Linked DNA regions of Homo sapiens: region 1 is linked to region 2. A link is a loop called in an ENCODE intact Hi-C map of the cell type or tissue named here. Cell type or tissue: Calu3. All regions are shown on one strand. Each heading gives the region's core, and the rest is flanking DNA. Links, peaks and the distances in the headings are about the cores only. Region 1 has its middle 250 kb from the start of LINC02725. Region 2 has its middle 74 kb from the start of LINC02725.

What was found. Hi-C counts contacts between places; a loop is a spot of excess contacts. Peaks named below come from ENCODE experiments on the same cell type or tissue, not always from the same donor. Only the 100,000 strongest peaks of a DNase experiment are listed, where the experiment ranks them.
Region 1: a loop joins it to region 2, with 23 times the contacts of the local background. A loop is called at or near these places in 16 of 110 quality-filtered maps.

Annotation. Positions count from the first base shown.
Region 1 is chr11:127,842,431-127,845,356 of GRCh38, forward strand. No RefSeq gene overlaps it. Among named protein-coding and RNA genes, the nearest start is that of LINC02725, 250 kb to the right of the region's middle. In Calu3, for the core only: no CTCF peak of the experiment used is centred there; a DNase peak (open chromatin) is centred at 1,571.
Region 2 is chr11:128,020,393-128,023,318 of GRCh38, forward strand. No RefSeq gene overlaps it. Among named protein-coding and RNA genes, the nearest start is that of LINC02725, 74 kb to the right of the region's middle. In Calu3, for the core only: no CTCF peak of the experiment used is centred there; no DNase peak of the experiment used is centred there.

The DNA.
Region 1 (2,926 bases), core at 244-2,743, 180 kb before region 2:
CTGTCAAGGACTGAGAGGACAGAGGGAGCTCCAGCTGAGCACCCGCACATGAATACTGTCAAAGAACAGCCCATTTGCCCACCCCACCCTAACTCTGCTTGTCCAGTGGAAACACCAGGTGTCTTGGCAGTGGGAGATGATAGGCTGAACTGACAACAGGCTCCCTAGTTTAAGGTCCTTGTACTGGAAAGCCCCTCAGAGACCTTCCCATGTGCTGCGTGTCCAGATGATGCTCCCTTCACCCCACCCCACCCTGATGCAGGAATGATTATTCTCTGGAGATACAGAAATGGAAATGGAAAGGACTTATCATGTGCATCAACACAGAAGACAGCATGAGTGAGGTATGAGGCCCAAAGTAGGGAGACGGATTGAGAAATACCTACAGAGAGAACCTCAGGGCCCTTCCCTGATCTGGCTTCCAGAATTCTGCCAGGCATGTATCTTCCCATCTCAACCACACCCCTCATATAAGGGATTAGGAGATTCCCTGGAGACATAATAGCCCAGAGCAAAGATCTCCCTCCATGTACTGACAGTGACAGGTCTCCGAATAAAAAGGACAATTATTATTCATTGTATTTTAGTGCCCCCAGAACTCAAGAGGCCCACATGTATCTACACAGAAATTCCAGTCTGCCTTTTGTGGCCTTGCTCTTTAATATGAACAGACTTTAATGTGAACAAACATGCATTGCCAGACTTCAGACCTTTGAAGAAAATCTTTGACTACAAGAAAAAGGGAGAAAAGGAACTAAGAGAAAAATGAAACAATACAGAGAGCACATGCACACAAATCCCCTTCAAAACATCGTGATTAGTGTTTCCTCAGAACAAATCGAAAATATTGAATCCATCACAAGAGGCAGAGTGCTGTTAAATGAAATAATCAAACCAGAAAGAGAAGTTGTAAATATAACTAAAGTAAGAATAAAAGGTGGAAATATAAAATTAAGAAAATCTCCCAGAAAGTGAAACAAATTAAAAGAAGAATAGTAGAAAGATAATAAAAATAAACTAAGGATAAATAGAGTCCAACATTCAACTAGGAGTCCAAGAAAAATAAAACAGACAAAAATTACCAAAGAAATAATGTGAGAAAATTCTCAGAATGGAAGGATGCTTGTGAGTCTCCAGAGCTCTTGAGTGCTCAGCATAATAAATCATGCCCACACACAGGCATGCACACACGTGCACACATGCGCACACATATACACACGTGCACACACATATACACACATGCACAGAGACAAGCACACACGTGCACACACATGCACACACACACACACGGGGACATAAGAATATTATTTTGAAACTTCCAAACAATGGGGCAATAGGAGAGAAGAAAAATATGGAACATCACACCAAAGAGCTTGGATAGAATAGTGACAGATATTTTTTTATCAGCTATCTGATTTGGGATGATGATAATGTCTTCAAAATCCTGCGGGAAAATAATTCCCAATCTAGAAGTCTATATCCAGCCCAAACAGCTCTTGATGTTTAGAGAACTGATTCTCAAATCTTTATGTGTAACAAGTCACCTGCAGGTGGCGCTCGACACTCCACGTCTCCTGCAGACTCCCTGGTGATGCCAGTGCTGCCTGCCAGTGACCTACGCTTTGAGTAGCAAGGTTTTAGGAGATGCCTGAAAAAACTAAGGGATTAAACCGATAAGAAGAAGCCAAATAATCTTGGAAACAGGTGAATAAACACCAAGGGAAAACCCAAGATTATGGATATGCAGAAAGACTAGAGCTATCAGTTCAGACTTCAGGAGATGGAGGGAGACGGATGTAGTTTTTCACAGAAAAGCACCAAGAAACTGACATTTTCAGAGATGTGGGAAGGAAAGTATTTTCAAATACTAGAGAGATATGGAGAAGCTAGAAAAATAAAACAGCCTCAGGTGAACAGAAAATACACACATTTAAAAAGACATGGCAGTTATTAATTCTAGGGAAAACAAAGCAGTTGTACAAGAAATAAAACATGTTCACAGGACAACATGTGGCTCAGTATTAAACTGTGAGTGTGAGTCATTATTCCAATCCAAATTTCTGCTAGTTAACAGGAGGTTGCTAGAAACTGCAGAGTACATATTGGTGGGTAACTAGTGTAAATGAAAATAAGTAGAGTCTATCTAAAATTAGTAAAACATGAAACAGCAATGTAAGCACATTTGTTAAAAAATAGAGAAAAAAAGAAGTGACTGATTCCTTTGAAAGAGGCTGCTTCTGGGGAGGAGAAGGAGATTGTGAGGGAGTAAGGCAAGGAGGGGTACTGATTTGGCATACACCTTTCAGTATTATATGACTTCAAATGTCCTGTGTGTATGACTTTGACAAAAATTGAGTGTGTGGGTGTGCACATGTGTAGTTCTATTGTGATGGTAGGAAAAATGGAAAAATGTGATTTTTGTGTTCATCCCACTGGATTGTGGCACTGTAGCTAATTCCATCATTTGTTACTCTTTGAAGCTGCCTGCAGGCTTGGGGAACTAGACACTGAAAACTCAGTGCCCATTCATTGCTGAGTCTGATGAGTTTGCTCTTCGCGTTCCATTCATCTCCACCAGCAGGCAGACCTCTGGCCCCACAGGCCCAGGCAAGGAGATCAAATCAGAAATGGCAACCTGATCTCGCCTGTGTCCTTTATTCATTCTGACAAGCCACAAGAAAAGGTCAGCTGGTACCTTTTAACAGGCCAGTAGCTAGATCCAGGAGAGAGGATTTTTATCAGTGAGAAAAAAAAAAAATGCTGCTGTTCTGCAAAACTCCAAAAGTAAACAAAGACATTTTCTTTATAAACCATTTAGAAAACGATATGGCAAGTTTGGAGCAAAAGAGACTCTGTGCGTTTTGCCAAGGAACTGAGCCTCTTTTGGGGATGCTTTCAGATTTCCCAGCCATAACCACTTCATGTC
Region 2 (2,926 bases), core at 101-2,600:
TTACTGCAATTGCACAATGTTGAGTCCTTTGCCACTATTACTCTACAGGCCAGCTTTATAACTCCCAGGCCCAAAGGCTGACATAGGCTTGGAGTTTCAGGTCAATTGTGTGGAGAGCTTGGATACGAACCATGCTCCATCCTGTAAATGTTCTAACTTGGGGGAAATCGGCAATAGACTGCTGGAACAACCTGATTCCGGCAGTAATGAAATATTGTTGGCTATTGATCTACCAGAAGACTGCATTGATTATCTGCCCTGTTGGTGACTAGGAAGCAGTGAAAAGAGACAAGAGGAGAGAACAGCGGCCATGCAGAGAGCAGGTGGTGCATGGTCCAGGCCTCCAGTCTGTTTCAAGAGATCCTGATGCTACTTTCTATGAGTACAGTGTTTGGGGGTGACAGGTTAGCACTTCACTGAAAGAGACATTGAGGGCTGCTGCAAGAACAGAGAAATGGTCAGCTGATCACTGACTTGCTCTCTATTCTTGGGCAGATCATCTTTCCCTGACACATTGTTCCTACCTGTAAATTGAAGATAATAATCCATGGCCCTTTGTTATCACAGTAAGTGGAAAATGAGATCCTGTAGGTGAAGGACGTTGAAGTCACAAAGAGAAAGGAGCTCTTCTATGAAACTTCCAGAGGGTAGTGGCAGCATCAACTGACATTTATGGGCGCTAACTCTGCACAGGGCACCATTGCTTATCCTGTACACTGCATTAACTAAAACTAAAAATTGTCCCTGTCTAGGGAAAGTTTGCCCTTCAAAAATCTTAGCTGCAGAGGTTACATAAATACATTCATAGAAGAAAAAACATAAGGAGGAGGGGAAAGATTTTTTTTAAAGCCCATATCTCTATGTTTAACTGACATGAGATTTTTATTTATTTTTACTACTTAAATTTTTTGAGCCTACACCGCAGGAATAAGCAGAGTCTATTAAAGAGTCTGATGCTGCAAATGATCTTACAGAAGATCACTAGAATTTATGATCAGCTCTGCCCTTGCAACCTGCCTTCCCTGCAGCAGCAGGCGAGGAAGGCAGAGAGGCTGAGAGGTCATTGGCTGACATCAGCAGGTACAAAGTATGCCATCCTTCCAGGTTTGGAGACGTGGAAGTAAACACGGATTGTGCCAGGAGCAAGCTTTGACCTGACTGTGGGGTTGCGGGTGGGGGCATGTGTGTCTGCTGGGCAGCAGGAGAAGAAGTTTCTCTCTGTACTGGGGCTGTGAAAGGCTGGGCTGCCCTCACACTGCAGGTGTCGGGGGCTCAGGAGCCTCTTCTTATCTTTTGTGTGACTGCAACTATTTTCCCAAGAAAATTAAAGTGACTTAGTCAGTTAACCTGAAATTCCCAGCAGCAGATTAGAAGTTTTGTCATCAGACTTTGGTGGCTGAGAGAGCAGAAAGTGCTGAGTGTGACAGAGGTGGGATTCCACTACCACCTAGTGGGCAGCAAGGGGCCACCTCTTTGCCCCTCATGGCTCCAAGGAACATCAAGGGAACTGGGAGGGAAACAGTCAAAAAGGAAGTTAATATAAGTTCTAGGTAGAATTAGACCATCTTGTAGTGCTTCCATCAGCCACCTGATGGGGTGCATTCTGAGCACCCCATCAGGTGTTGATAGTAGGTTGGAGAGCTGCTACCCTCCCTCAGAATTTGGTTCCTGGGCCCTGGAATGACAGGATGCACCCAGCCTGCTTCGGGGCAGTCGACTGGCCAAAGAGAGGCATTGGACCTGATTCGAGGAAACCTATTCTCATATTTGAAGCCAGGGGCTTATTCATCCACTGCAAAATCAGTTCACTGCTGTCAAAGACTATAGCTGAGTCATTTCTAGTTTCCTCCCTGCTGCCTGCCTTATGCACTGAGCATGTTGCTCTTGAAACACATTTTTTTGACAGTAGATGCAGTGCTCACAGTTTTATATGTGAAAGGAAGTGATGTTTATTATGATCACAATGAGACTAAAATGTGAGGATCACTGCCCACAAGCAGTTCATATTCTAGAGGAGCTGGGAGACACAAACAAGTAGTTGCAGAAAAATCTAACAGTGTGTAATGGTTAATTTTATGTGTCAGCTTGGCTAGGCTATGGTATCATTTTTGGTTAAACACCAGTCTAAATATTGCTGTAAATGTATTATTTAGATATTATTAACATTTAAATTAGTAGCTTTTGAGTGAGGCAGGTGATCCTTCATAATGTGAATGTGCCTTGTCCAACCAGTTGTAGGCCTTAAGAGAAAAGACCTCAAAAGGTCTTTTGAGTAGAAGGAATTGTGCCTCCAGACTGCATTTAGATTCAAGGTACAACATTAACTCTTTCCAGGGTCTCCAGCCTGCAGGCCTGTCCTTCAGAATTCAGCCTTGCCAGCCCCTACAATTGCATGAGAGAATTCCTTAAAATAAATCTCTCAATACATAGATGATTGATAGATAGATAGATGACAGATATAGACAGATGATAGATAGGTGATAGATGTAGAGAAAGATAAATGATAGTGATAGATAGATGATTGATAGGTGACAAATATAGACAGATGATAGATATTATAGGCATATGATTGATAAATAGATGACAGATATAGATGGATGATAGATAGATAGATGACAGATATAGACAGATGATAGATAGGGGATAGATATAGAGAAAGATAAATGATAGATAGTGATAGATAGAAGATTGATAGGTGACAAATATAGAGAGATGATAGATATTATAGGTAGATGATTGATAAATAGATGACAGATATAGAGGATGATAGATGATAGATCGATGATAGATAGATAGAGGATGTGTATATAGATCCATAGATCTCTACAGCTATGCACATTCCATTGGTTATGATTCTCTGGAGGACCCTGACTAATACAGATTCATAATGGAGAGCATTTCAAAGCATTCTAGCATCACAGAGAAG